Linked DNA regions of Homo sapiens: regions 2 and 3 are each linked to region 1. Evidence: read pairs that join two places in POLR2A ChIA-PET (ENCODE). Cell type or tissue: HepG2. All regions are shown on one strand. Each heading gives the region's core, and the rest is flanking DNA. Links, peaks and the distances in the headings are about the cores only. Region 1 holds the start of MIR2392 (microRNA 2392). Region 2 has its middle 36 kb from the start of DLK1. Region 3 has its middle 23 kb from the start of DLK1.

Region 1 (10,318 bases), core at 2,656-7,655:
AGCCTATCATGGGCTTTCCCACCCAGCCTGGGGCAAGGAGTGGAATACGCTTAGCCCAGGCAATGGATGGAAGCAAACTCCCCCAAGGAAGGTGGTATTAGTCTCCCTGGCCATTCCCAGTTGGAGTTGATTTGTTCCTTTAAGAAGGGGAAGGATTCTCGAGCACTGGAGTTTTCAGGTCCCCTCCCAGTCTTGAAAGTTTGCAAATGACTCTGTTTTGCGGGAGGGCTGAGGCTGAAGTCCTGTCCATCTCTATCCTCTGACTCTGAGGACTGAAGACTGGGCTTTAGGATCTCTGGGTCTTGAGGAGGCTTGGCACCTGCAGAATCCACTCCAAGACTGCCTGAAGCCTCTCGAGCACTTCTTGCCAGCCACATGTACTCTTTGAGCAAATGAAAAGGGGACTTGGGGATGTAAACTTTCAAGACTGGGAGGGGACCTGAAAACTCCAGTGCTCGAGAATCCTTCCCCTTCTTAAAGGAACAAATCAACTCCAACTGGGAATGGCCAGGGAGACTAATACCACCTTCCTTGGGGGAGTTTGCTTCCATCCACTGCCTGGGCTAAGCGTATTCCACTTCTTGCCCCAGGCTGGGTGGGAAAGCCCATGATAGGCTTGGGACTCAGCAAAGTCGGTGTTGCCTCCTGGGACCTGGGAAGAGTCAGCTCTCCATCCAGTGGAGAGCAGGGCTCTTTAGGGTTCCCCGTGCTACTAGTTCGGGACTCCTCTTAAAATTTATTTTTACCACCTATCAGTGATTTCAAGCCAGCGGTGGGCCACGGCCGGTGCACCGGGGCCTGCCAGTCTGCTCTCCTGTGGCTCAGCAGGATTCACTATTGCTGCCCCGTGGCCCCGAGGTCCCATGGTTGGTAGTGCACAGGCACCCTGTGGCCCTCACTGTGGGGTTGATGTTGATGATCTTTGTGCTGTGATTTGCGGTGTCCCACCATGATTCCTGTGGCAGTGGGTCTGGAATGGCATGCTCCCCCTGGGTGTTTGATGAAGAGTTTGAATGGAAGCTGCCACAAGACTTTCTCCCGAGTTAGGGAAACTGAGAGGCTGCAAGACCCAGCTCCTCTGCGGAGAGTCACCTCGAACTGTGATTTCTGCATTGAGCCGTGTACACCAGAGAGCGGCTAGGATACGGTGATGCCCCTAACCTGGGACAAGTGTGTGTGTGTGTTTTGGGGGGGGCTTATGAGCCTTCTCACAACTGAAGGGAGAATGCTAACTTTCCAATCGGGAGGTTGTGCGCAGATGACACCCCAGCTTCCTTTGGGGTTCTCTGTTATCCGTGTGGCCAAGAACTCAGTTCAACATCCTGAACTTTCCAGTGTCCCTGCCCTCCCAGCAGGCAAAGGGGATGGAAGGATTGTGAATCCAGTTCAGCAGGGTGATGCCTCCTGGCGCAGATGCCAGGCCTGCTTCTTGCTGGGTAGATCTGTGCCTCAGTTTCCTCATCTGTAAAGCGGGCATGGTCAAGGACCTACCTCTTGGGTGAAGATTAAATGAGCTATTAATAAGGATAAAAAGCTCTTCAAACCCTGCCTGGCACATACTAAGTGCATGCTAAATGCTGTACTCAGTTTGCAGACTGATAACGCTGTGCCGGATGTCCTTGTCGCTCTGTGTCTCTTTGCGCTGTGCAAGTATTTCTGCAGGGACAATTTCTAGGAGTGAATGTCTGGGCTGAGACTCGTGTGCATTGAAATGCTGGGTACATATTGCCAGAATGCCAACCGAGAAGTCACACCTAGTTAGACTGCAGACATAGTGTAAAGTTGATGAGAGAAGCTTCGTGGGATGGGGTGGCCTTCTAATGGTATCTTAAGGAACTAACAGTAGTCCCGCAGGAATATTTTGATATGGTCCCTCCCAATCCAGCCATTCCTCAGACCAGGTGGCTCCCGAGCCACCCCAGGCTGTAGGATGGGGGTGAGAGGTGCTAGATAGTCACAAAACTGAACTAGCCTGAGCGGGGTGAGGGCCTAAAGCAAACACAGCCTCAGCACACGGTCATGCTGGGGGGATTTGAATCTTGGTGTAGAGTGGCAGAGATGGGGAGTTTCCACTTTATTTAAAGGGAACGTGAGTTCAAGTGTGAAAATCTTGACCTAAGGGAACACAGCTCGGCTTCTGTGCTCTGTTCAGCATAAACTTTTACTTGGGGGCTTGCTGGCCAGGCTGATCTCAGATCTCTGGCCCAGGGATCCCTGACCCAGCCTGCCAGGAATGTGGGCTGTGGGGATGAGGCCATCTCGACTTGGCACAAAGGGCTCCTAGAAGTCATTCAAACCCCGTTTCTGCCGTGCATTGCCTTCCCCTGGATTTGGGACCTAGGTACGGCATAGACTTCACTATGCAAATGAGTGATGATTTCCGCCGAGTGCCCAACCCCCTTCCCCAGAGGTCTAAGCTGTAAAGCAGAGGGTGGCCCAGGAGGTGCCCCAGAAGGGTTGTAGGCTAAGCTGCTTCCTTCCTACCTTCTGGTCAAACGCATACCCTCCCATGGTTCTTGTGCCTTCAGGCTCCCAATTCACAGAATACACAAGGACTTGGGATGAAGCCGGAGTGACCGTGGGCTGCCCTGCGTCTCCCAGGTTTCTGGAGCTGTGTGGCTAGGGGCTCCTTGGAGCCAAAATAGTTTCTCATTGGGGTGTCTGACCCATAGGCCTAGGACCCCCATTTCTCCTGGCCCAATCACTCACCAGGGAGGACATGGCACACGCAGAGTCAGCATGGCTGCCAGGTTCCAGGCCCTTGTTACATCTTTGCCTTGTTCATTTGGGGTTGCTTATTTCAAGCCTTTCCCTCCAGGAAGTACTACCTTATGTTCTAAACAAGCCCCATGATGCTACATGTATAATTTGAGATGCTATGATTGGGATGTGGGAGATGGAGCTAGCGCCTGCCTTCTTACCCCTTCCAGGTCCACATTTCTGTGGCCCTGGGATGGGCAGGAGGGAGCCTTCCCATTCCAGGTGGACGTGCTCTTCCCCTTTGGTCAGGATGGCAGGCCTGCGGAAACCCCTGCCAGAGAAGCGGTTACCGAAACGGGAGTTGGAGAGGTCTCACCAGGGAGCGCTGGAGACCTTAGCCCGTTCACCTTCTCCCCTCATCTTCCTCCCTCTACCTCCTGCCCCTACACTCACCCTAGCCTCCTGCCCAGCCTGGTGGGAGAGGTCAGCTTATATAAGGTCCCCTGGCCACTTCCTGACCTCCTCAGGGGGGATCTTCAGCCTAGGTCCACTCAGATTTCTCCAAATTAGGGCCCCGGTATGGGCTGTGGAAACCAGCCCTAAGTCTGGGCCTGAGTCATGCCTGCTGTTCAGGGCTTACGGGAGGGCCCTTTGTGTAACTCCAAAGCAGGGGACCGGGATTGCACACTCAAGCCTTTCAGGAACAGCTGAGGCTGGGCAACCAGACAGTTTTGCTTGGATCTCTGGGGTGGCCACGTGGCCATACATTCAATGCTCTGAGATGCCTGTGCCCTAAGCTAGGCAGGAAGTGACTTACAGCTGAAAACAGGATTTGAATGACTTCTGCTCCGGGGAGGCCCCTCAGTATAAACAGTGAGAATTTCTGGGAAATGTACATAAGGCCAGACTCTCGGGAGGGGATATGGGCCCAGATTCCTGATGCTCCCACCGAAGTGAGAGGTGCCAGCTCTTCCTGGGCATCCCAAACCTCCACGGGCTCTCTCTTGTGGTTAAATGACAGCGTCTTACTTCTCATTTCATCTTCCCAGGGAGAGCGTTCACTCACTCTCAGGGCCTGGGCTGAGCAAGCTAGCCATCTAACATCTAAGCAGAGGCATGCAGAGTGCAGCCTGAACACAGTAGGTGTGCAGCTCAGCTCCCTTGTTGGCTCTGAGCTCAGTGAGGCAGGGAGCTTGACCCATCACTTGTCATTTTATCCCTAGCCATTGGCATGTAAAATAATGCCAGCCCTAGGCACCCAGGAAGTACTTCCTGAATGGAATGAATGAATGGATAAGTAAGACAATCTGGAATTGTCTTTTAAAGTTGCCAGAACTCAGGCTAAAGGTGCAAATGCTCTGCTGGTGTATTTTGAAGCAGCCTCTTCTGAGTGTGCCTGGCCTGGCCTCCCTGCCTATGTTCCCTGTGCTCCCTACTCCAGAGTTCCACCTCCCCAGCCCTGGACCTTGACCCTCAACATCCCTATTTAGTTGGGTAACGTGTGAGGCTTTTAGAAAATAGTCTGTCGCCAGGAGTGGTGGCTCATGCCTGTAACCTCAGCACTTTGGGAGGTTGAGGTAGGAGGATCTCTTGAATCTGAGAGTTCCAGACCAGCCTGGGCAACATAGAGAGACTCTGTCTCTTAAAAAACAAACGAACAAACAAAAAAACTTGATGTAGTGGGAAGCGCCTGTAGTCCCAGCTACTTGGGGTGCCGAGGCAGGAAGATTGCTTGAGCCCAGGAGTTTGAGGCTGCAATGAACCATGATTGCACCACTGTACTCCAGCCTGGGCAACAAAGTGAGATCTCGTCCCAAAAAAAGATAAATAAAAAGAAAATAGTCTGTTTTAGTCTGTATTCAGAGCAAGCCTGTGGCATGAATATCAACTTTCCTGTTTTTGCAGGGGGGAAACCGAGGCCTGGCAGGGCGAAGTGGGCAGGACCCTTCTCAAAGGGCCAGGGTGCTAGTGGCCACTGTCCTTCCCCCACCACCTCCACGCCCCCATCCCCCCACAGTTCACGACTGCAAAGGCAGCTTTAGGTTGGGAGCTGGTGGAGCAAAAAGGCCGTTCAAAGGCAGCCTTCGTTTGCTTTTCCTTATCATCACATGTGCAAGGGCAGCTCCGTTTACCTAGAGGCAGGCGTCTTTGAGCTCATCCTTTCCGCAAACACCTAAAGGGTATGTTGAACATTTGAGCCCCTGTCTCAGAGGGCGCAGCGTTTGCACAACATAAGCCCTGGCGGCTCGGTAGACGGGTATGGGGGGTAGACTCAGGTTTCTGGATGAAGCACTGAGAGCCAAGGTGACCTGCGGTGTTCCGGGATGACCTTTGGTGACCTTCGGTCCTGTCCAGTGACCTGGGGTGGTGAAGTTACCCCAAATGGGAGGAAATGAACTCTGGGTGGGCGAAGGCTGCAGGACGTGTTGGCATGATGGCTGTAGAAAGTGCACACCAGGGCTGGTGTGGAGGGCGCCTCGGCTGCTCTGAGAATCTTCCACTACCCCGGCCTGGGATTCCCAGGAAAGGCTGGTGGTGGAGGCCAGAGAGGCTCACAGCCCTTGTCAGCCAGGCCTGGAGCCGTTCCTGCAAACAGGAGCCCGATGTAAAGGTTCTGAGCTCTGCATTCTTGTGGAGTGGGTGGCACTGTGAGGCCTGCTCTCCTTGGGGCAGCGGGGGCTCTCTGCAGGAGGAGGGAGGATGCCATTTGGGTTACTGAGCACCTACTGTCTCATTTAACCTTCTCAACACCCGGGGGTGGGGGGGTGGGGGTAGGTACTATTATCCCTATTTTACAGGTGGAGAAATTGAGGAGAGGTGAAAGGATCCCAGCCAAAGTCAAGTGGTGGTATCAGAATTCAAGCCAGGCTGTCTGAGTTGGGAGCCTGTGTTCTCACCCACCTTGCCTCATGGCCTCCTCACTGCCAAATGTCCCATGCCAGGCTGCAGAGTCCCCACCCCAACCAGGAACAAGAGAGCCACAGGAAAGACGGCAGGGGCAGGCCAAGTGTCATGGGAATATTTTTATCTGGAATATTTGTTTTCCCACTGAGCTTGTAAATGACATCTCAGATCCCACACTCTGAGACAGGAAGTCCTAAGTAGGAAGAGAGCACCCTACCCAGCCCTTGTTGGCCACAAGGAGGGAGGGCAAGGGGCCAGGTGGCTGTGTTAGGGTGGCCAGCCTAGGCTGCTGATGGCCAGTGAGGCTCAGCCAAAAGGCTGGGAGTGGGGATGCTTGTTTCTCTTTTCCCTCTGACCGATTATGGGGACTGGCAGAGCCCATCCCCAAAACCACAGAGGGGCGCAGCTGTTTTGGAAGGCATTTCAGAGGAAGCATTCAAGTCTGTCCCAGACTGTCCCACATCTGTGGGAAGGGAAGGGCAGCAGGGCACCCATGGCACAGGCCTTTGCTCATGGACCTAGCTGATATATTGGATTAACTATTTAAATTTAAATTTTTTTTTTTTGAGATGGAGTTTCACTCTTGTTGCCCAGGCTGGAGTGCAATGGCACGATCTCGGCTTACTGCAACCTCCGCCTCCCAGGTTCAAGCGATTCTCCTGCCTCAGCCTCCAGAGTAGCTGGGATTACAGGCATGTGCCACCATGCCTGGCTAATTTTGTATTTTTATTAGAGACGGGGTTTCTCCATGTTGGTCAGGCTGGTTTGGAACTCCTGACCTGAGGTGATCCGCCTGCTTTGGCCTCCTAAAGTGCTGGGATTACAGACGTGAGCCACCGTGCCCGGCCAAACTTTATTTATTTATTTGTTTGTTTATTTATTTATTTATTTATTTATTTATTTATTTATTTATTTTTGAGATGAAGTCTCGCTCTGCCACCCAGGCTGGAGTGCAGTGGCACCATCTCGGTTCACTGCAACCTCTGCCTCCTGGGTTCAAGTGATTCTCCTGCCTCAGCCTCCCGATTAGCTGGGACTACAGTCACCTGCCACCATGCCTGGCTAATTTTCGTATTTTTAGTAGAGACGGGGTTTCACTACATTGACCAAGCTGGTCTCGAACTCCTAATCTCAAGTGATCTGCCCGCGTCAGCCTCCCAAAGTGCTGGGATTACAGGCATGAGCCACTGTGCCCAGCCAGGTTAACTTTTACGAAATTACAAAATAAAATTTTTCTTCTTACAAAATAAATGCAAACTACATGGAAGACAAGAAGGTCTCTTCATCCTCACTCCATGTCATATGGCTAGGGCCTGCCATAAGTACAGCACACATTTTTCCCCAATTTAATCTTCTCAACTGAAGAAGGTATTTTGTCCCCATTGTACAGATCATGACAATGAGGTTCAGAGAGGTTAAGCAACCAACCCAAGACCACACAGGTAGCAAGTGGACTAGCACCTGCAGTCTGATGTTGGGGCCCAAACCTTCAATCACCAGGCAAGACTGCCGGTCACCCTGCAAGCTGCACTCAATGGTTTGAAAGAAAGGCTGCAATCAGCATTTGTGACATTGTGTTTATGGGGTGGTCAGCCATCCCGCCAGGTGCACAACGTGTGGCTCGGTAGACTCTGGGCAGCACAGGCCACTGCATGGAGTGGCACTCACCCTGCACTGCCATGTGCTGCCCTCTGTTTGATTCTCATCTCCTTTCAGCGTCAGACAGCGGTGGCAGGCAGCGGTGGCAGGCAGCGGTGGCAGGCAGCGGTAGTAGACTGATGCGGTAGGCAGTGGTGGCAGGCAGCGGTGATAGGCAGCGGTGGCATTGGTGGCAGGCAGTGGTAGGCAGCAGTGGTGGCAGCAGTGGAGGGCAGCAGTGGCAGGCAGCGGTGGCAGGCAGCGGTGGCAGCAGTGGTGGCAGGCAGCGGTGATAGGCAGCGGTGGCAGTGGTGGCAGGCAGTGGTAGGCAGCGGTGGCAGGCAGCAGTGGAGGGCAGCGGTGGTAGGCAGTGGTGCCAGGCAGCGGTGGAAGGCAGCAGTGGTAGGCAGTGGTGGTAGGCAGCGGTGCCAGGCAGCAGTGGTAGGCAGCGGTGGCAGGCAGTGGTGGTAGGCAGCAGTGGCAGTGGTGGCAGCAGTGGCAGTGGTGGCAGCAGTGGTGGTAGGCAGTGGTGGTAGGCAGCGGTGGCAGGCAGCGGTGGCAGTGGTGGTAGACTGCCGTGGTAGGTGGAACTCATCATCCTATCTCCCAGGGATTGTCACTTTCCCCCGAGCCCTCATGAGCTTCTGAGCAGCTCTACGAAGCAAGAGTCACATGGATTTGGGCTTTTTGAAGAAAGTTCAAGGAGATTCCTACCTTTGCTGGTACCCTCCTCTGGGCGTGGGCTGCGACATGGACATCAGCAAACTTAAGCTCAACGAGGGAAGATTGTGTGCCCTCTGGAACCTCTGACCGCTGCCTCTATGTGCACGGGCCCCTAATCACAGTGCGTCTCCTACGCACCCTTGGCTCCCCCAGGAGCTGGTGGCTTCTGGGTTAGCTCTGAGACAGAGGTATCACCAGGCTTGGCTCAGGGAGGCCAACTGTGTGCTCTGGAACCATCCAGACCCTCAATGTTTAAATTGAAAGTGTGCCCAGCCTCGGCCCCCTTCCCTTTGACATTAAGACTTAAGAAGTTTCTAGTCCTTGTTGAAACCTAGTACAAATGCCTCCTCTAGGAGCCTCTTGGGTGGGGTGGGAGTTTTTCAACTGTCAGCAATCTTTTAGTTAAAAAAAAAGAAAAAAAGAGCAAACTTTCCAGTCCTGTTCTACCTGGAACACAGTTTCTCCTCTGGGGCCCCTCCCCAGGCCTCTGCAGTTCTCTGTCAACACAGCAAAAGCCACCCCCTCCCTAGCCGCAGGCAGTTGAATGGAGCAGTTCTTTGCTCCACCGAAGGAAATATTTCCATGGAGTGGGGCCAAGAAAACCCCTTGCTTGAATCTGGGGCTGGCCCACACCCAAAGCCAGGGGGCCCCGGGTGGGGGTGGGGTGGGCAATGTGGCTGTCTTTTCCTAGTGTCAGGATGTGACTTCTAAAATCCAACCCATGGCAGTGGTCTGCTTCACCAAGACCCCGTTCTTGGCCTGCTTGGTCTTCTCGGAAATGGATTTCTCTAGGTCCCCCCAGTAGGAATGAAATCATTGAAGTGCACTTTTTTTGCTTTTACCAGCTTGGAATTTGTTCACCTCTGTGGCAGGTTCAGGAGAGTCCTTCCAAAGATTGGGCGCAGCTAGGTGACTGCCACTGGCACCCACCTCTGTGCCCACCCCACAGCTATCACTCATGCATGAATGCCTCTGTCCAGGAATGGGGACTTATGCTATGCAGGACATGAATCCTGGGTCTCTTGATTTTTATTTACTTAACAGGAAAAGATTTTTAAATTGAGGTCAATAAAGAAGAGGCTAAAATGGTCACTTTTCTTGTACCGTTACATTAAAACGAATTTTTTTTTTTAACAGTTGGGGTCTTATTATGTCACCCAGGCTGGCCTTGAACTCCTAGGCTCAAGTGATCCTCCCCGCTTCAGCCTTCTGAGTAGCTACGACTATAGGCATGTGCCACTGTGCCTGGCTTTGGACTGCAGCATTAAAACACACAAACACACACACACTATAAGAGGAATACATGCCAGTAAAGGAATTCATAAAAGTAGAAAGGAAGAAGAAAATTCACTCAGAATCTATCCATCCAGCACAACTAATGGTACCATTTGGGGGCATTACCCTCCAGCTCTTTTTCATTGGCACTAGTTATTATAAAAAGTAGTCCCAAAGAGCAATGTCCCCTGCCTGTCCACATACCACGCTCCTCCAGAGGCTGATGAGGAAAAGGGCAACTCTGTGGTTGAACATTTACTCTTGGGTTACTGTTAGTCAACGGGGAATGGCTGGAAGTCTAGCTAACTCAAATATACAGATGCGCTGCCTTGAAACCCAGCAGTCTACCTGGAATTAAACTTCATCCTTGGCCGTCTGTGAAAGGCGTTGAACTTTATTTGTCTTTTAGTATCTACAATTTGGCAAACTCTTCCATGCAAGGTTGGGGCTGTGCCCAGAACTCTGGTTTTAAGGGGAGCAGAGTGTTCCCGGCACTGGGAGCTGGGGTCGGTGTGTTTTCTAGAAGAGCTGCTGTCAATTTCAAGATCCCAGAAGATAGGCCTGGTGTGTTTGATCATTTCCTCCAAATCCTTGACTACTTGATGTCAAGCCTCACCTCTTATGGGAGGCAGACATTGTATTTGACAATGACAGGCTTCCCCTTGTCCCACGAGAAGGAAAAACTCAGCCCCATGGAAGACCGCCCATGCGCTCAACTGCTTCTCTGACTTGAGCTGAGGTCTATGGCAGAATGGGAGGGGGTTCAGTGATGTTCAGAGGCTTGAAGGGCCAGAGGCTGGCACTAGAGCTGGGGATTGGGACTGCAGTGGCAGCTTATATAGGAAGAAGTCAAAGCAGCCTCCCTATCCCGGCAGCCCCCTGGGGGGAGTGCAGAAGAGGAACTCAAGAGATCTCTGGTGCATGCTAAATTTCAAGGGTACGGGGAAAACTGGGACGTCGGCTTAGAGGGGTAGGCACTTGGGGTTTGCTGTTTGTAAAAGTTCAGAGTATGCTTTTTGAGAAGAGAGTATATTTGCCCATGCCTGGGAGATGGGTATAGGAGGACCTTGTCTTCATT
Region 2 (10,318 bases), core at 1,326-6,325, 56 kb before region 1:
TTGACAGACACCAAATCTGTGGCTCCGTAATCTTGGACTTCCCAGCCTCCAAAACTGTGAGAAACAAATTTCTATTGTTTATAAATTACCCTGTCTAAGGTATTTTGTTAATAGGGCAGGTATACAGAAAATTAGTAAGGTTATAGAAGCCTTGAACCACCCTATCAATCAACTTCCCCAAACCAATCTCTATAGAACACTCCACTCAGCAGCAGCAGAACAGCCACTCTTTCCAAGGGTACATGATACATTCTCCAGGGTGGACCAAAGTCTAGGTCACAAAACATGTCTCAGCAAATTAAAAAAGATGAAATCATAAAAAGTATGTGCTTTAATCACAACGGAATTAAATGAGAAAACAACAACAGAAAGAAATTTAGGGAATCCAAAGTATTTTGAACTGAATGAGAACAAAAACATGACATGTCAACATTTCTTGATTCGGCTAATGGAGTGCTTAAAAGAGAATACACAGTCTATGTTAGGAAAGAAGGAGGATCTCAAATCAGCAGTCTAACCTTTCACCTTACCAATTTATGTAAGAAAGAACACACTAAATCCAAGGCAAGCAGAATGAAGGAAATAAAGATGAGAATGGAAAGCAAGTTTGTAGAAAAGGGATAGACCACAGAGAAAACCAAAGAAACCAAAAGTATGTTTTTTGGAAAAGATCAACAAAATTAAAAAAAAACCCTTTAGCTAACGTGATCAAGAAAAGCGGGAGACTGCTCAGATAACCAAAATCAGTAATGAAAGAGAGACATAACCTCTGACCCCATAGAATTCATAAAAAATTATAACAGAATACTGTGGACAACTTTACCCCAACAAATTAGGCAATTGAGTAAATGGATAAACTTCTAGCAAAACACAAATCCCCAAAATTCACTCTAGAAGAAGTAGAAAATCTGAATATACTTAGAACAAGCCAAAAAATTGATACTTTTAAAAGTCTGTCCACAAAGGAAAGCCTGAGCCTAGGGAGCCTCACTAATGAATTCTACCAAATGTTTAAAGAAGAAATAATGTCAGGTCAGGCGTGGTGGCTCACGCCTGTAATCCCAGCACTTTGGGAGGCCAAGGTGGGCAGATCACGAGGTCAGGAGTTTGAGACCAGCCTCACCAACATAGTGAAACCCCGTCTGTACTAAAAATACAAAAGTTAGCTGGGCATGGTGGTGCATGCCTGTAATCCCAGCTACTCAGGAGGATGAGGCAGGAGGATTCCTTGAACCCGCGAGGAGGAGCTTGCAGTGAGCCGAGATGGCGCCACTGCACTCCAGCCTGGGCAAAAGAGCGAGACTCTGTCTCAAAAAATGAAAAAAGAAGTTAAAAAAAAGAAGAATTAATGTCACTATTCCACAAACTCTTCCCAAAGATAGAGGACAAAGGGATATTTTTGTCCTTCTTTGAGGCTGGTATTACCCTGGTCCCAAAGCTAGACAAAGACATCACAAAAAAATAATATTACAGACCAATCCCCTCATGAATATAGAGGAAAAAAAACCCTCAATGAAATATCAAAGTGAATTCACCACTATAGAAACAGGATTACATATCATGACCAAATGGAATTTGTCTGAAAAATAAAAGGCTGGATTAACATCCAAAAATCAATTCATGTAATGCACTGTGTTAATACAATAAGGAGCAAAACCCACAAGACCATCTCAATAGACAGAGAAAAACTCATTTGACAAAATTCAGCGAGTATTCACAATTAAAAAAGAAAAAAAAAAAAACCCTCCCAGCAAACCTGGAATAGATGGGAACTTTATTAACCTGATAAAGAGAGGCTATAAAAATCCTATACCTAACGTCAGACTTAATGGTGACAGACTAAATGCTTTCTCCTTAACAGGAGTTGCAAGGCAAAGATTTTCACTCTTGCGCCTTCTATTTAATGTTGCACCGGAGGTTTTAGACAGTGCAGTCAGATGTAATAAATAAAGACATCCAGATTGGAAAGGAAACTGTCTTTATTTAGATGACATGATCTTGTATGGAGAAAATCCTAAGGAATTCACAAAAATACTATGACAATAAATAAAGAAACTCAGCAAGGACACAAGATCAATATACAAAAATCAACTGCATTTCTTTATATTAGCAATGAACAATTGCTAATCTGGAAATGAAATTGAGAAAGTGACTCCATTCAACAGCATCACAAAGAATAAAAGCCTTAGGAATAAATTTAATAAAAGAAGTGTAAGATTTGTACACTGAAAACTATAAAACATTGCCAAGGGAAATGAAAGAATATCTAAATAAATGGAGGCGTTTCATATTCATGAATTAGAAGAATCAATACTGTTAAGATGGCAATTCTCCCCAAATTGATCTGTAGAGTCAACACAATCCCTATCAAAATCCCAGAAGGCTTTTTCACAGAAATTGACAAGCTGATTTTAAAATTTATATGGAAATGAAAAGACCCAGAATAGCAAAAACAATTTTAAAAAAACAAAACAAAACAAGAGGGCTTTCATTTCCCACTTCCAAAATGCATTTTACAGCTTTGGTAACGGAGGCAGCGTTACCTGGTGTAAGAGTGGGCATGCTGCGTAGATAAATGAAACAAAGCTGAGAGTCCAGTGAGAAGCTGTTACATTTACGGTCAATTGAGTTTTGATAAAGGTGTCAATGTCTTTCAATGGGAAAGGCTAGGTTTTTAACAAATGGTGCTGGGACAGCTGACTATCCACATGCAGAAAGGCAAACTTCATACCATTCACAAAAGAAATCGCCCAAAACGACTGTAGGCCTAAATATAAGTGCTTACACTATAAAACTTTCCTTTTAATTTTAATGTTTTTGAGACAGGGTGTCACTCTGTCACCCAAGCTGGAGCACAGTGGCATGAACACGGCTCACTGCAGCCTCAACATCCTGGACTGAAGTGATCCTCCCACCTCAGCCTCCTGAGTAGCTGGGACCACAGGTATGTGCCACTATGCCCAGCTAATTTTTTAATTTTTTTTTTTTTTTTAGGTGGAGTTTCGCTCTTGTTGCCCAGGCTGGAGTGCAATGGCACGATCTCGGCTCACTGCAACCTCTGCTTCCCCAGTTCAAGTGATTCTCCTGCCTCAGCCTCCCGGGTAGCTGGGATTACAGGCATGGGCCACCACGTCCGGCTAATTTTGTATTTTTAGCAGAGACGGGGTTTCTCCATGTTGGTCAGGCTAGTCTCGAACTCCTGACCTCAAGTGATCTGTCCACCTCGGCTTCCCAAAGTGTTGGGATTACAGGCGTGAGCCACTGTGCCCAGCCATTTTTAAATTTTTTGTAGAGACAGGATCTCACTATGCTGCCCAGGCTGGTCTTGAACTCCTGGGCTCAAGTAATCCCCCTTCATCGGCTTACCAAAGTGCTGGGATTACAGGCGTGAGCAACCACACCAGGCCTATAAAACTTCCAGAGGAACACACAGCAGAAAATCATTATAAGCTTGGGTTAACAAAGCTTTCTCAGATTCAACATTAAAAGCATACTGTATAAAGTAAAAAATTGATGAATCGGTCTTCACCAAAATAATAAAATGTTTGCAATTCAAAAGACATCATTAGGAAAATGAAAAGACAAGCCATAGACTGAAAAATATTTGTAAATCGTATATTTGATAAAGGACTTGTGTCGAGAACATACAGATAACTCAACAAGAAGACAAACATCCAATTAAAAAATGGGGAAAGGATTTTAATAGATATTTCACCAAAAAAATAAACAAATGACTAATAAGCGCTTGAAGAGATGCTCAACACCATTAGTCATGAGGGAAATGCAAATGTGAGTCACAATGAGATACCACTTCATACACACTAGAATGGCTATAATTAAATAGGCAGACAATAATAAATGCTAGTTAGAGTGTGTGGAAATGGGCTTTCTCATACATGGCTGGAGGAAATGTAAAACAGTACAGCTACTTGGGAAAGTGTTTTGGCTTTTTCTTTAAAAGTTAAACATTTACCTATTGGGTACAATATTCAATATTTGGGCTACGTGTACATGAAAAGCCCAGTCTTCACCACTGCGCAATATATCCATGGACCAAAACTGCACTCAATACCCCCTGAATCTATGCAAAAAAAAGTTAAACATAAATTTGCTAAACGACCCAACTGTTCCTCTCCAAAATAGCTACTCGAGAGAAATGAAAACATAAGTTCACACAAAACTTGCATGTAAATGTTCATGGTAGCTTAATTTCTAATAGCCAAAAAAAAAAAAAAAGGTAGAAATAACTCAAATGTCCGTCAACTGGTGAACTGACAAACGAAATGTGGTCTATCCATCCAATGGAATACTCTTCATCAAGAGAAAGGGAGGAAGTGCTGATGCAGGCTACAACATGGAGGAACCTCCGAAGACCACATACTGTATGATGCAATGTGTATGAAATGTCCAGAAAGAGCAAATAGAGACAGACGGAAAGTACATAGGCATTTGCCTCCGGCTGGGGGTTGAATGAAGATTAACTGTAAATGGGGCTGAGGGATCTTCTTGAGGTGATGGAAAGGTTCTAAATCTGGATTACAAGGATGGTTGTAAAACACAGCAAATTTATTGAAAATCATTGACTTGCATACTTAAAATGGGTGAACTTTATGATGCAATGAAGCTGTAAAAATAAAGTTTAATGAGACTATTTCTGTGTTCCCTGGCAGAAGAATTTCCCCTTTGAGAACCAGGACCTCCCTGATCACAGGGCTTTGAGTTGCAGGAATAAGAATAACAAACTCTTCAAATAGGTTGTAGGAGGGATTATTACAAGCAGGGCCATTCCTGCTTCTGCCCCTTCGTTCCTGGACCTATATAGGTATACAGGTTAACATTTCTATTTGATCTACCAGGGGCAGAACACCATATCATGGCCATTCATTTAGGGAATTTGCACCTTGGAGGACATGGGCTCATCTTCAGACTGGCATCTCAGCTTTGCCTAAAACAAACCATTCTGCTTCCTATCAGTCCACAGCATTTGGATGGCAGGGTCTGTAACTGATGGTGTGTCCTGTGGTTATGTGCACATGGTCACACCTCTTTTGCTGTGATTTTATGTGGGAGTCCATATTGGTGGATCAAGCACTGTAAATCTTCAGATGGGGTGAGGTGGGTGGGGGGACGGGGTTGAGGGTGAGGTGGGAGCTCTCTGTGACTTTCTGGCCAGGAAAAGCAAACCACTTCCTGGATGTGATGGGGAATTTTATGTGTCAGCTTGGAAGAGGTTAACATTCCAGCCAGGGGCCTTGGGTACAGCGGATTGCCTTCCGCAATGCGGTGAGTGGCATCCTATAGGTGAAGGCTTGAGTAGGGCGAGCCTGAGCAAGGGGAATCCTCCAGAACAGCGGTCCCTAGACTTTTTGGCACCAGGGACCGGTTTCGTGGAAGACAATTTTTCCATGGACCAGGGTTGGGGGATGGTTTGGGGATGATTCAATCTCATTACATTTATTGTGCACTTTATTTTTGTTATTATTACATTGTAATATACAATGAACTAATTATACAACTCACCATAATGTAGAATCAGTGGGAGCCCTGAGCTTGTTTTCCTGCAGCTAGACAGTCCCATCTGGGGGTGATGGGAGACAGTGACAGATCATCAGGCATTAGATTCTCATAAGCAGCGCTCAACCTAGATCCCTCCCATGCGCAGTTCACAGTAGGGTTTGTGCTCCTAAGAGAATCTGATGCCATCGCTGATCTGACAGGAGGCAGAGCTCAGCAGGTAATGCAAGCCATGGGGAAAAGCTTGCTCACCTGCCCGCCGCTCTCACTCCTGCTCCAGAAGGCTGCCTTCAGACTCCATCTGCACCGGCAGCTCTCCTGGGACTCCAGGCTGTCAGCCTCCTGAGCACATGAGCCAATTCCATATACTAAATCTCTCTGTCTATACAGTTGGCCCTTGAATAACATGGGGGTTTGGTACACCGACCCCACCCCTCCGTGTGGTAGAAAATCCACTAGTAACTTTTGACTCCCCCCAAAACTTAATTACCAATAAACAACATACTGTTGATGGGCAGCCTTCCTGATAACACAATTATCACATACTTTGTATGTTATATGTATTATATACTGTATTCTTACAATAAAGTAAGCTAGAGCAAAGAAAATGTTACTAAGAAAAATCATAAGAAAGAGAAAATATATTTACTATTCGTTAAGTGGAAGTGGTCATCAGGATCTTCATTTTCATCTTCATGTTGGGTAGGCTGAGGAGGAGGAGGAAGAGGTGGGATTGGTCTTGCTGTCTCAGAGAGGGCAGAGGCAGGAGAAAATCTTCATAGGAGTGAACCCTTGGGCTGGGTGTGGTGGCTCACCCTGGAATTCTAATGCTTTGGGAGTCCGAAGTGAGAGGATTGCTTGAGGCCAGGATTTTGAGACCAGCCTGGGCAACACAGCAAGATCTCATTTCTACAAAATAATAATAATAATAACAATAATTAGCTGGGTGTGGTTGCATGCACCTGTAGTCCCAGCTACTCAGCAGACTGAGGTGGGAGGATTGCTTGAGTCCAGGAGTTTGAGGCTGCTGTGAGCTGTGATGGTGCCACTGCACTCCAGCCTGGGTGATAGAGGGAGACCCTGTCTCTAAAAACAACAACAACAAAAACCCCCAAAACCCAAAAGCGGACCCATGCAGTTCAGCCCCTTGCTGTTCAAGGATGAACCGTATATACTTGTCCTATTGGTTCTGTTTCTCTAGAGAACTGACTAGTCCCCTGGGTATGTGTCAATTCTGGTCATGATGAATGGCTGCCTTTTCCAGGGTGGAAGGGTGCAGTGTAGGCTCTGCTGTTGCTGGGAGCTCTGGGAGCTCACAATAGGGTTTGTGCTCCTAAGAGAATCTGATGCCATCACTGATCTGACAGGAGGCAGAGCTCAGCAGGTAATGCAAGCCATGGGGAAAGGCTGTAAATATGGATGAAGCTCAAAGGCTCTGCTGCTGCTGGGAGCTCACTGTTGGTTTCTGTTGCTGGCAGGTGGGACATTCAGCCTCAGGAGCTCCTGGGGCTGTAGCAGCCTACGTCAATGGGAGGCCATGTGGCCAGGCCCACGGCTATGGTCACAGCACGGGGTGGCCGATGACAGAGGCAGGCTGACATCAGCTGGCCAAGTCATTCTGTCTCCTAAGGTCTGCATTGCCTCTTCCTTTGTATTGTGCTCAGCGGGCATTCACATGAATAGACCTTCCTCTGGCCACATGATACCCTTTCTCAAAGCACTCCCACCTGCCTCTTCCACAGACCTCCCCCTCCCTGATCTGCCACTCTTTTCTTTCTAGTCTCTGAGAAGTCAATCAAACTATTCTTCACTGGTCAAGAATCCTATATGCGCCATCCTTGAGCCAGGATGCTTTTCATACAAAGTGGATCACGGGGAGCCCCACCTGAAGCTCTGCCCAGTGGGAAGATTTGCCCTCACCATTGCATTCATAGAGCATGGTTCAGTCAAAAAGGCTGCACTCACTTCTGCTCCCTCTCTCTTGGGACACTTGGTTTGGATCCTGGGCCCACCATGTAGAAAATCCAGCTGCTCTGAAGCTTCCTCCTTGGACAGACCCACAGAGACACCCACATAGAGACAGATGTCCAAGGAGCACCAGCTCTTCCAGCTCCCAGCCGCTTGCCTTCCCTGCGCAGGTGCTAATAGGCATCTGAGTGAGTGAGCTTTCAGGTGATTCCAGCCCCAGCCCTAACCCAGATATGTCAGATTTGCCTAGGTTTTGGGAATCCAACCTCTTTGCCAGCTCTGTAATACTTAGAATTAAGTCCTGGGCCAGATCCTCAGCTTTTCTGCCCTCCAGCTGCAGGAGATGAGAGTCTCTAATTTATATGGTACTAAGGAGACCCTCTGGTTATCGTAATTGGCCTTTAATTGGTGATTAACCACCCTCAGTCTTTGATTGTCTTTCTCCGATGCTGCAGTTGCCCCCAGCAACAGCCATCCAACTCCACAGCCCTGTGATGAGTATTTCCCTCGTTCTCCTCAGATACTTGATCCATTGTGTTAGCTGTGCATTCCTTTCTGCTGGTCTTCATTGCACCTCTACCCCACACCGCGGACCATCAATGCTCCCCTATCGCTGATGATAGAGTCCTCATTGCCAGCCATCTGGTGACTGAGCCAACTCCAAAATCCCATTTCAGAGATCCCTGGACCACTCCTGGTGCCATCTGTTGCAGGTTGGGTTCCCTGGCATTTGGTCTTCGAGATGAAACTTGCAGGCAGTGTCCTTTGGACCAACCTGCTGGGACAGGTGCTAAAGTAATGAGGATAGAGCAGAAGCAGCTGAGTTGCGGGGCCATCACAACAAGGGCCTGGTCAATCCCACGGGGCCTCTGAACGGGATGGCCCACCAGAGTCGGCCACCCTGGGGGAAAGGGTGCAGAGTTTTTTGACCCCCATACCTACTGGTCATTATACGTGGACCGCCCTGGCAAGGGGGTATGACCTTGGGTGAGGCAAGTCTGTTAGGATGAGGGCAACCCCCAGAGAAGACTCAGCTGAGAGCTATAAGCTATAAGCCAACTGCACACTTAGCATCTGGGAGTGAGCGCCTCCATCCTGGGTGGTGAGCGTGAAGCTGGGCAGTGTGTCACAGCATCAAGCACATCAACGGAAGCTTTCTCAGTCCATCTGATATTGGGTTAGAACCCAAGCTTGGAATCTGGCATAGAGACTTAAGATACATTTGGGTAACTTCCAGGAAATCCTAGAAAAACAGTCATGAGATCACCATTTTGGTAATCAAAATTTTTTTAGAGACGGGGGTCTGGCTATGTTGCCCAAGCTGGTCTTGAACTCCTGGGCTCAAGGGATCCTCCCACCTCAGCCTCCTGAGTAGCTGGGATTACAGGCACGTACCACTATCCCCTGCTTTGGTCATCAGTTTTGATGGGCTTTGTATGCCATGTTCTGAAAGAATGAAGTTTGCAGTGGTAAAGGTGGTAACTTTGTTTTAATGCTGGGAAAATAAGATGCCTCAAAGCCACACAAAAACACACATAAAGTTACGCATCCAGGTGTAACTGAGCGGAAAGAAGCAGGAATGTTCTTTTTAAAAATAGCACTGTATACTGTATAAAAATAGCATTTATCCAACTCTATATTCATTGATTTGTTTATTAGCAAACTCTCGTGAGCACCCTCTCATGTGCCAGACCCTGTACTAAGAGTTGAAAATCCGCTCATCAGGGTGTTGTTTGGACAATCTAACGTCCTTGCTTTGGAGATCCACTCGGTGAGGTCTTGGGAGGGCTCAAGCGCAGACCTCTGCTTCCTCTTCGTCTAGCCAATCACAGAACACTCCCCACCAGAGGTGGCTCAAGGGGTGGGCATGTGTCCTAAACTGGAGTAATCCATGCCCATATGTTGGCATATGGATGTACAGAGGAAACACACCCTTTCCATCGGCGCTGTGAAACTGGTGGTACATTCTCAGCACAGAGATCCTAGAGGAAGGATCTAGGGCAGGAGGGAAAATGAGGTCAACCAAGAGGGAAGCAGAGATAAAAAGGAGGCAGAGAAAGGATAGAAAGAGAGAGAAGAATAGAGGAGAAAAGAGAAACAGTGTTTGAGCCCCTTTATGTTACAATTCTCAATTCTTACATTCTCTTTCTATCTGCAGCTAGTCTGAGTTGTGTTTCTGTCGCTTGCAACCCCAAGGACCCTCACTGAAGTTCCACACTGGGGTCTGCAGCGGGTCGCGGCTGTTGGTTCCCTGCAAGGCAAACATGTTCCGATTTACCAAGAGCGCCCAGGCACATGGTCCCTTCAGCCTGTGGCTAGGGCTATAGTGCCTTTGTCTCCTTTTACAGAGGATACAGGCTCCATGAGTTTTGGCGAGATTTTTTAAATGTGACAGATGGGAAAGTGTGTTGTAAGCTAAAAAGTACTGTTCTTATGGGACCTTTTATTGCTACTGATGGTGACTCCCCAAGGTCACCTGCAAAACTGGGCACCTCACTCAAGATGCCCTCGAGTCTTTAAGAGCATGGCATTGGGTGCCCTGCAAAGGCAGGGGTAGGTTTTTCACTCGCCAGAGTCCAAGAGCCCAGCCCAGGGATGGCACAGAGCAGGTGCCCATCAAAATCTTTCTGATTGTCCTAAGTAGTTGGAGTCCAGTCCCTGCCCAGAGGAGACTGCAGTTTAGTAGCGGTCACCAAATTTGCAGAGATGCAGGCAAGAAGGAGAATGCTGCATGCTGGGGTGTCAGCCAGGATGCCTGGTCTGGATCCGGGGCTGCCATGAATCCTCTGTGTGACTGCCTGTCCTTTTGCTGTCCTGGGCCTTTGTTCCTCCCCCT
Region 3 (10,318 bases), core at 4,599-9,598, 66 kb before region 1:
CAGACACTGGGAAGGCAGCTGTTGAGTTGGTGGGTGTCTCTTTTTCTCTATACCTGTTAGTAAAGAGCAGCAAAATAAGTTTGCTTCCCAGTTGTATTGTTGGTAAGGCCAGCAGCTCATCATCACCATCCTACCTGAGGGGCAAACCATCTCTCCAACTCTATGGCATAATCTACTCCCCAGGAACTTTGATTGTCTTTCCTTTATGAGAGCATCACACTGCTTCATTTCTTTGAAGTTATTCTGCCGACTGGACCTGGTTAGCAGGACGCATTGGTAAGACACTTGCATGCCAGAGGGTGGGAAATAAATCTCACAAAAATTCGGGGACTTCCCAGCTTAGGGAAAATTCTAGGAGTCCAGTAGTTTTGGAGCATGTTGAAAGATTCTTTCCAAGGTGAAAGGAAAGTTGCTTCATCTGGTATCTCCTATCGGCATGAAAGAGACACAGCTTCCAGTGCAGCTCTCTGGATTTCGGAGGCGGCATATACATAGCCATGCATCGCAGGATGATGTCTCCATCAGCCACAGACTGTGCATATGAAGGTGGTCCCATAAGATTAGAATGGAGCTGAAACGTTCTCTTGCCTAGTGACATCATAGCTGTTGTAATGAGGTGGTGCTGTAATGCATTACTCGCATGTTTGTGTGATGTTTGTGTAAACAAACCTACTGCACCGTCAGTTCTATCAGTCTACCACATGCAGCTATGGACGGTACAAAATACTTGATAATGAGAATAAATAACTATGTTATGGGTTTATGCATTTACTCTATTATACTTCAATTTTTATTTATTTATTTTTCCCGAGACTGAGTCTTGCTCTGTCACCCAGGCTGGAGTATAGTGGCACGATTTTGGCTCACTGCAACCTCCACCTCCCAGGTTCAAGCGATTCTCCTGCTTCAGCCTCTCCAGTAGCTGGGATTACAGGTGACCGCCACTGTGCCCAGCTAATTTTTTGTGTTTTTAGTAAAGACGGGGTTTCATCATGTTGGCCAAGCTGGTCACAAACTCCTGACCTCATGATCCTCTCAACTTGGCCTCCCAAAGTGTTGGGATTACAGGCATGAGGCACCACACCCGGCTCTATTATACTTTTAACTGTTTAGAGTGTACTACTTTTACTTATAAAAAAACAAAGTGGGGCCAGGCACAGTGGCTCAATCCTGTAATCCCAGCACTTTGGGAGGCCAAGGTGGGCAGATCATGAGGTCAGGAGATCGAGACCAGCCTGGCTAACACGGTGAAACCCCGTCTCTACTAAAAATACAAAAAATTAGCTGGACATGGTGGCGTGCACCTGTAGTCCCAGCTACTTGGGAGGCTGAGGCAGGAGGATCGCTTGAACCCAGGAGGTGGAGGTTGCAGTGTGCCGAGATCACACCATTGCACTCAAGTCTGGGTGACACAGCGAGATTCCATCTCAAAAAAAAACACAAAACAACAACAAAACAAAAAACAAAAAACAAAAAACAAAGTGAACGGTGAAACATCCTCAGGCAGGTCCTTCAGGAGGCATCCAGAAGAAGGCATGGTTATCACAGGAGATGGCAGCTCCATGCTTTCCGCCCCTGAGGATCTTCCAGAGGGAAAAGCTGCGGAGGTGGAAGGCAGTGATACTGATGATCCCGACCGTGGGTAGTCCTAGGCTTATGTGTGTGTTTGGGTTTTAGTTTTTAAGAAAAAAGTTTAAAAAGTAAGAAAAAATTTAATAGAAAAAAGCTTATAGAATAAGGATATAAAGAAAGAAATATTTTTGTACAGCTATACAATGTTTGTGTTTCAAGCTAAGTGTTAGTACTAAAGAGTCAAGAAGTTAAAAGTGACTAAAATGTTTACAAAGTTAAAGAGTTACAGTAAGCTAAGGCTGATTTATTATTGAAGGAAAAAAGCATTTTAAAATAAATTTAGTGTGGCCTAAGTGCTCAGTGTGTATAAAGTCTACAGTAGTGTGCAGGAATGTCCTAGGCCTTCCCATTCACTCACCCAGAGCAACTTCCAGTGCTGCAAGCTCCACTTATGGTAAGTGCTCTAGACAGGTGGACCAGGTTTTATTTAATTTAATTTAATTTATTTATTTATTTATTTATTTATTTATTTATTTACTTACTTAATTAGAGACAGGGTCTTGCTCTGTTGTTGCCCAGGCTGGAATGCAGTGGCGTGATCTTGGCTCACTGCAACCTCCACCTCCCAGGTTCAAGTGATTCTCCTGTCTCAGCCTCCCGAGTAGCTGGGATTACAGGCATGTACCACCAGGCCTGGCTAATTTTTGTATTTTTAATAGAGGTGGGGTTTCGCCAAGTTGGCCAGGCTGGTCTCAAACTTCTGACGTCAGGTGATCCACCCGCCTCGGCCTCCCAAAGTGCTGGGATTACAGGCATAAGCCACCCCGCCTGGCCAGTTTTTATTTTTTTATACTGTATTTTTACTGTACCTTTTCTATGTTTAGATACACAGATACTTACATTTTGTTACAATTGCCTGTAGTGGTCAGTACAGTCACATGCAGTACAGGTCTGTAGCCTAGGAGCAATAGACCATACCACCTCGCTCCGGTGTGCAGTAGGCTGTACCATTTAAGTGTCTGTGAGTACACTCTATGATGTTTGCACAACAACGCAATTGCCTAATGATGCGTTTCTCAGAACATACCTCTTTGATTAAGTGAGGTATGACTGTGCTTGGGCGTGCTATTCTGACTCATTTACTGAGTGATGTGAAAATCTGCCAATTTTGAGAGAGACCCAGAACAAGAGAAGGCTGCACAGCAGATCCAGGCTGCCGTGCCAGTGGCTCTGCCTCTTGGGCCATATGAACCAGCAGATCCAGTGGTGTCTGCAGTGTCAGAGGCACTTCCCTGGGGAGTTGTTCCGAGCTTTTGGCACCCCCTCCCAGGTGAATCACAGCACAGACCATTCACATTTTGGAGTGAGGTGCTGCCCTCCTTTGTGGAGAACCACTCTCCGCTCGGGTGTCATTGAGAAACCACTTTTGACTTGCTCCTGGGCTTCCACAGAGATTGAACTCTTTTTTTTTTTTTTTTTTTTTAAGACAAAGTCTTGCTCTGTTTCCCAGGCTGGAGTGCGGTAGCGTGATCACAGCTCACTGCAACCAACTCCCCGGTTCAAGCAATTCTCCTACCTCAGCCTTCCAAGTAGCTGGGATTACAGGTTCCCAACACCACGCCTGGCTAATTTTTGTATTTTTAGTAGGGATGAGGTTTCACCATGTTGGCCAGGCTGGTCTTGAACTCCTGACCTCAGGTGATGTCCCCATCTTGGCCTCCCAAAGTGCTGGGATTACAGACATGAGCCAGTGCGTCCGGCTGAGAATGAGCTCTTGACCATGGGCAGCCAAGTTACTAGGTGACCCGAGACACTCACTGTGGACTAAGTACAGTCAGACCCACACAGCCAAAAGGTTGGTCGTGCACAGTGGTACTCCTGTGTCGCATGGAAACGAATGTATAGGCTCAGGCTGGAGCAAATGCTTTAGGCAAAAGCAAGTTGAGTGAGAAGCAACTCAAGGCCCTGCGTGGTGGCTCACTCCTGTAATCCCAGCACTTTGGGAGGCCAAGGTAGGTGGATCATCTGAGGTCAGGAGTACGAGACCAGCCTGGGCAACATGGTGAAACCCCAACTCTACTAAAAGAAGAATTAGCCGGGCGTGGTGGTGGGCGCCTGTAATCCCAGCTACTCAGGAGGCTGCGGCAGGAGAATCACTTGAACCTGGAAGGCAGAGGTTGCGGTGAGCTGAGATAGCACCACTGCACTCCAGCTTGGGTGACAGAGTGAGACTTTGTCTCAAAAAAGGGGGAAAAAAAAAAAGAAGAAGAAGTGACTCTGATACTCTGAAGCTTGCAGCCCCTATTCTCAGCTGTGCCACCTTCTCTCTATCAATCTGTATTGATGGCCTCAGGGGAGGTCCCCATGATCAGGTCACTGAGGAAGGCATTTCCATCCTGGTTTATAGATGGTTCTGTGTGACACACAGATACTACCCCAGCGCAGACAGCTGCAACAGGTGGCCCCGCTCTGAAATGGCCCTGAAGGCCTGTGGTGAGGGGACATCCTACCAATTCGCAGAATCTGGGTTGTTCATTTTGTTGGAAAAGAGAGCTGGCCAGAGATACGGGTCTGTATTGATTTGTGGGCTCTGGCTAATGGTTTGGCTAAGCGGTTAGAGAACTGGAATTGGAATACAATTGAGAAACCAGTGAGAAGAAGGTCTGAGGAAGTGGGTAAGTGGATAGACCTCTCCAAATCAGCATAGAGTGTGAAGATATTTGTGTCTCATGCGAAAGTTCAGTGAAAGTCATCAAAGGGTGATCTCAGCAGAGGAAGATTTTATTAACCAGGTGGATGGGATGACCTGTTTTGGGGATGGCAGTCTCCTCTCTGGCCTATGCTTGGGTTTGTCATATAGGCTCCTGAGCAAAGCAGGAAGGAGTGGAGGTTGCACACTCTCAGCCACGTCTGCTTCCATTGCACAAAGCCAATCATCTACAGCCACTGCTGAGAGCCCGATGGGCCACCAGCAGAGACCGGCACTGAATCCTGCCATGGTCCGCTTCCCAGGGACCGGCCAGCCACCTAGAGGCAGACGACTGCACTGGGCCACTTCATCATGGAAAGGGGTAGCACTTTGTTCTCGCTGGAATAGATATTGACTCTGGATGAAATTTGCCTTCCCTGCCCTCAATGCTTCTGCCAAAATGTACACACATGGGCCTACCAAGTCCTTTCGGCATTGACACAGCAATGACTACCTTGAGCTTGTCTCAGTCCATTTAGCATTCCCATGAGGACTATGAGAGACTGGATAATTTATAAAGCAAGAGATTTATTTGGCTCATAATTCTGCACACCATACAAGAAGCATGGTGCTGGCCAGGCACGGTGGCTCAAGCCTATAATCCCAACACTCTGGGAAGCTGAGGTGGGTGGATCACCTGAGGTCAGGAGTTCGAGATCAGCCTGGCCAACATGGCGAAACCCTCCCTTTACTAAAAATACAAAAATTAGCTGGACGTGGTGGCATGTGCCTGTAATCCCAGCTACTCAGGAGGCTGAGAGGCAGGAGAATCACTTGAACCCGGGGGGCGGAGGTTGCAGTGAGCCGAGATTGCACCACTGCACTCCAGCCTGGGAGACAGAGCAAGACTCCACCTCAAAAAAAATAAATAAATAAAAATAGAAGCATGGTGCTGGCACCTGCATCTGATGAGGGCCTCATGGTTCTTCCACTCCTGGTGGAAGGTGAGGAGGAGCCAGCATATGCAGAGATCACATAGCAGCAAGTAAGGCAGAAGGAAGGTGCCAGCCAGGTGTGGTGGCTCACGCCTATAATCCCAGCACTTTGGGAGGTCAAGGTGGGAGGTTCACTTGACCCCAGGACTTTAAGACCAGCCTGGGCAACATGGTGAAACTTCGTCTTTATAAAAAAAAAAAAAAAAAAAATTCAGCCAGGCATGGGAGCTGTGCCTGTGGTTCCTGCTACTTGGGAGGCTGAGGCAGGAGGATCGCCTGAGCTGGGGAGATTGAAGCAGCAGTGAGGTGAGCCGTGATCACGCCACTGCACCCCAGCCTGGGCAACAGAGCAAGACACTCTCTCAAAAGAATGAAAAATAAAATAAAAAATAAAAAAGAAGGAGGGTGCCAGGCTCTTTTCAACCGCCAGTTCCCGTGGAAACTAAGAGCCTGTTCATGAGGGATCTGCTCCTCTGAGCAAAACACCCCCCCACCAGGCCTCCACGGCTAACACCCAGGGCCAAATTTCAAGAAGAGACTTGATGGAGCCAAACAAACCCTATGCAAACTATAGCAAAGCTGGATGTTGAAACTGCCATCCGGTCACTTTGAGCTCCTCATACTGCTGAGTCAACAAGCGAAGAAGGGGGGTCACTGTACTGGCTGGGGTGATTGATCCTGATCAATCCCGATCAAGGAGAGATTGGATTGCCAATGCACCCATGAATTGCAGGAGACCCTTGGGTGTTTTCTATTCCTCCCCTGCCCTGTGATTAAAACCAATGAAAATCTTTACCAGCCCAATTCAGGCAGAACCTCCAATGGCCCAAAGTCTTCATGAATCAATGCTTGGGGCACTCTACAAAGCAAAAAACCATGAGTAGCTGGAATGCTCGCTAAAGCCAAAGGGAATATGAAATGGCCATTGGAAGGAGTTAGTTATCAATGCCTGTTAGGACGATGTAACCAGTGGCAGAAATGAGGACTGTAATAACCATGGGTCTTTCTTCCTTATTTTGAATATGTTTATATGTATGTGTATTTTTTGTTTTCTTTTCTTATCTCATCATCTAGCATAAGATGCGGAACCAGTAGTTAGCTTCGTATCTCAGTATCTAGGCTGCAGAATTTAAAACAGGCAGTGTGAGTGAGCTAGAAGAATCAACCTTGTCCAAAGGGGAAAAAAGGACTTTCTATCCTCTTCTGGGGAAAGGTTAGTGTATTTGTAGGTATAGGCAGGGCTGTTGTGTAATGTGTAGCTGTAAGATAGTTGTGTAATCCAGAAGGATGACTTTGTGAGTCTCATTCATACTTTGGAGAGGAGATGGGGCCTGGGTGTCAAGTTGACAAGAGGTGGACTTTGGTGTATGGGTAATGTATCAGCTTAGCGAGGCTGAGTTATGTTACCCAGAACTTCCTTTCCTGTGTATTTTTGGTGAGAGTGGGCCACAGTATTGACTCCGGGGAGACTGAGAAGGCAGGGTGAAGGAACAGCCGTTGTGTAACTCACCTATGAGGTTGCTGATATTCCGATCACCTCATTGACATGAGACTGGCTGGGCCCATGGCTGCACCACACCCCCGGATCCTCCTTCTGCTTCCCTGGCTCCTGGGCCAGGCATGTGTGTTTCGCTCTGCGATGAAAGCCCTGGGATCCTGTGGGCTACTCATACCAATTTTAGAGGCAAAAAGAATTGAGCCGGGTGTGCTTGTCCTTGTGGGGCCCGCTCTGCTATGGACCCCGGCTCGCTCTCGATCTGCCCACTTTACATTTCTCTTGCCTTCCCCACTGCCTTCTGTTCTCCGAGCTCCAGCCTCGGATGCAAAGACAACAGACTTACAGAGACTGCCTAGCCAGGCCCCACAGTTGTGTGAGGTCAACTCCCTGCAATGGATCCCTTTCTCTCCCTCTCTGTCTGAGTGGCTCGGCTCCGCTGATGGGGTCCTGGCTTGTACAGTTTCCAAGCCATGGCTCTCAACTACTATGTGACTCAAACCCACCATTGCAGTGGGTGTTGGAAGAGACCAGTGCGACAAGACACATGCGAAAGGGTTTTCACCTTCGTTCACTTAGGAAATGCGTCCCAGCCTCTTCTAGGAGCAGTGCCCAATGTGGGTACTGCGGACACATCAGACTCAGTCCCTCATTTGAAGTTGTTTCCAGCTTAGGCCTTGTAAATTCTATATAATTGTCAGAAGTTATTATAAAAATCCCAGAGGTGGCAGTTCTTCTGCAAGCAACATTTTTCATCATTGGTATACAATGATGAGACATTGGCATACAAAAAGATTTAATTACCTATTCATAAAACAGTTGCCCTCAATTTTAGCATCTGTCAATTAGACTTTTTTGTGTGTGCCACCCTTTTCTCCCTGTCTGCTGCCAGAAAAATAGAGGAGGAGGATTCATTCATGTTAATTGTTGGGCTTAATTATGGTTTTTTTTTTTTTTTTTTGAGAAAGGGCTTCATTCTGTTGTCCAGGCTAGAGCGCAGTGGCACGATCATAACTTACTGCAGCCTCAAACTTCTGGGCTCAAGTGATCTTGTCTCAGCCTCCTGAGTAGCTAGGACTACAGGTGTGTGCCGCCATACCTGGCTAATGTTTAAAATTTCTTTCTATTTTTTTTTTTTGTAGAGGCAGAGGTCTAATTATGTTGCCCGGGCTGGTCTCAAACTCCTGGCCTCAAGGGATCCTCTTGCCTCAACCTCCAAGTAGCTGGCACAACAAGTGTGTGCCACCACGCCTGACTAATTTTTACATTTTTTGTAGAGATGAGTTATCGCTGTGTTGCCTGGGCTTAATTATGCATGATTGAAACAAGAGAGTGAGATACCAATTGTTGCAGGTGGGGTTCCCCTGGAAGTATACACTGAGTGGAAATTTATGTACAAGAGATTTTTTGAGAAATGTTCTCCTGATCAACACCTCCCGAGGAGGGTGGGGGTGAAGGAACCAAGAAGGGCGGTGGGATGAGTTTAATTGCTCTGCAGTTGCGACAAAGTCTCAGACAATCCCCATGGAGCTTTAGACATCCTCTCAGAGTTGTCCCACATTGGGGTGGGGGTTGGGGAGGAGTCTTTGTATCTCCATATTGACCTATCTTTGGATATGGATTGCCACAGGAGAGGGCCTTTGACCGTGGGCAGTGAGGCTTTCTTCAGCCAAAGGCATGGCACCAGGGAGAGGTGGACCCAGCTGAGTGCTGTCAGCCACCAACCATTCCAGCAGCTGGGGAAATTAATGCTTCAGTCCCAAATAGCACAGGTTACAGTCCACACCTCATGCCACTTGACTCCCCTTATTTCATATGATAATTCCTGAGAGCGACTCCTCCTGGATTCTATGGGCCTCTTTTCCTGGGGACAAGTTGCGAGAGGAGCATTGCTGGGATGAACCGACTGCCCCGACCACAGCAGCTGATCTTTAGGCCGTGACTGATGCTCATTGTCTCCCACCTCCACCACCCATTCCAGGTTTTTCTCATCCCATTGTAGTACCTGTAATGATCTAGGCGGCTCATAGGGTTGAGTGACTCAGACCCTCATTTCTGAGGGGTCTGAAACCTTCGTCACCATGCACTGGCTTTGGTCATGACTGTGGCACTTGCCCACTTATGATCAAATTGGGCCAAACTGTGCCAAGAAATGCCCAGAAAATAACCTGGGTGCCAAATGTGTTCCTTCCTGGCTCCATAATGTAATAGAAACCCTATCTCTTTCTGATGATCAGGGTTGATTTCTCCTGCCAGAATGGTGACCCCTTTCCTTGCCTACTGGTCTCTTGATAGGAGGAGCCTGAAGTGACTGGCAGTAGTGGAGCTTAAAGTTAAATGGGGAGAAAGGTGGAAGGAGGACCACAGCAAATCCTGTCCCTATAAGAACAATGATAAAATTGGACAAAATTGCCAAAAACAACCATTTCGGAACTCTGGACATTAACCAAAGACAAATAACAAATGGAAAGACATTTATTTAATAAAAACAGCTGAGCCTTTGTTGACAGTGGCGGGGTCTGTGCCATTTCAACACAGGGCTGCTCCCACCCACCTCTCTCTGAACTCTGTGGTGTGGCAACCATAAACCCAGAAGTCTTGCTGCTGCTAGAGGGGGCTGATCTAATTTGGAGCTCCATAGAAAAGCACAATGTCCAGAAACACTGTCAAAACAGAGGCCATCTCTATAGCAGACAATCAAAGAAGGCCAATGTCACAGCTACCTAAGTCTGTGACACTGACTTGGGAAAGCAGCAACCAGCCAAAAATTTACAAGAAAGAGCTGGGAAATAAGACAACCATAGGGGCTTTGATAAACCTGACACATTTCTAAGAATCTGGAATGCTGTGCACTTGCCCAAGGTGTAGGAATGTGCAGGAGAGAGTGGAGAGGGCCCAGTTATCTGTTTGTTCCTGGCTGACCACGAGGCCCTGCACAAACAGCAAGTGAAGGTGGGCACACTTGTAAACTGCCTGCCCTCTGAGTGTGTGCCTCACCACACCAAAGGGCAGAAATCTTACTGGCTGAAGGTGTTTAAGCAAAACCTCTGACCAATCATTGGCTGCCTATTAAGGATGCTTACCCAGATTATGCTTAATCTATAGAAAAGGTTTAAAATGAAGGCAGGAATTAAGCAAACAAACAAATAAGATTTCCATGTTTGCACACTGGAGGGGAGACCGGCTCTAAATAATTTATCCAGGCAAGTCACTAAACACACAAATAAATGCAGCAATAGCCTCTAGGGGAGACAAATCAGAACTCAGATTTGTTATAATATTTATCCAAAGCTTCTAGTTTCCAAAAACATGGTGAAACATACAAATAAATAGAAAAATGTGGTCATACACAGAAAAGAAGCAGTGCATACAAGCTATCTCTGAGCAAGCTCAGATATTGGACTTGGTAGACAATGACTTAAAATAATTTACTATAAACATGTTCAAAGGTCTAAAGGAATCTATGTTTAAATAATTAAAGCAGCTGGGTGTGGTGGTACATGCCTGTAATCCTAGCTCCTCAGGAGGCTGAGGTGGGAGGATCACCTGAGGCCAGGAGTTTGAGAC

Evidence for each region. ChIA-PET counts read pairs that join two places held together with the same protein. Peaks named below come from ENCODE experiments on the same cell type or tissue, not always from the same donor. Only the 100,000 strongest peaks of a DNase experiment are listed, where the experiment ranks them.
Region 2: POLR2A ChIA-PET joins it to region 1 with 48 read pairs; 4 of 35 experiments call an interaction of 5 or more read pairs at or near these places.
Region 3: POLR2A ChIA-PET joins it to region 1 with 102 read pairs; 4 of 35 experiments call an interaction of 5 or more read pairs at or near these places.

The regions. Positions count from the first base shown.
Region 1 is chr14:100,812,625-100,822,942 of GRCh38, forward strand. It overlaps MIR2392 (microRNA 2392), which reads left to right and starts at 1,867; the gene lies at 1,867-1,950. RefSeq lists an enhancer at 2,537-3,037. In HepG2, for the core only: no CTCF peak of the experiment used is centred there; DNase peaks (open chromatin) are centred at 3,467, 4,177, 4,837 and 5,727.
Region 2 is chr14:100,757,866-100,768,183 of GRCh38, forward strand. No RefSeq gene overlaps it. Among named protein-coding and RNA genes, the nearest start is that of DLK1, 36 kb to the left of the region's middle. In HepG2, for the core only: no CTCF peak of the experiment used is centred there; a DNase peak (open chromatin) is centred at 4,406.
Region 3 is chr14:100,744,568-100,754,885 of GRCh38, forward strand. No RefSeq gene overlaps it. Among named protein-coding and RNA genes, the nearest start is that of DLK1, 23 kb to the left of the region's middle. In HepG2, for the core only: no CTCF peak of the experiment used is centred there; DNase peaks (open chromatin) are centred at 5,834 and 6,614.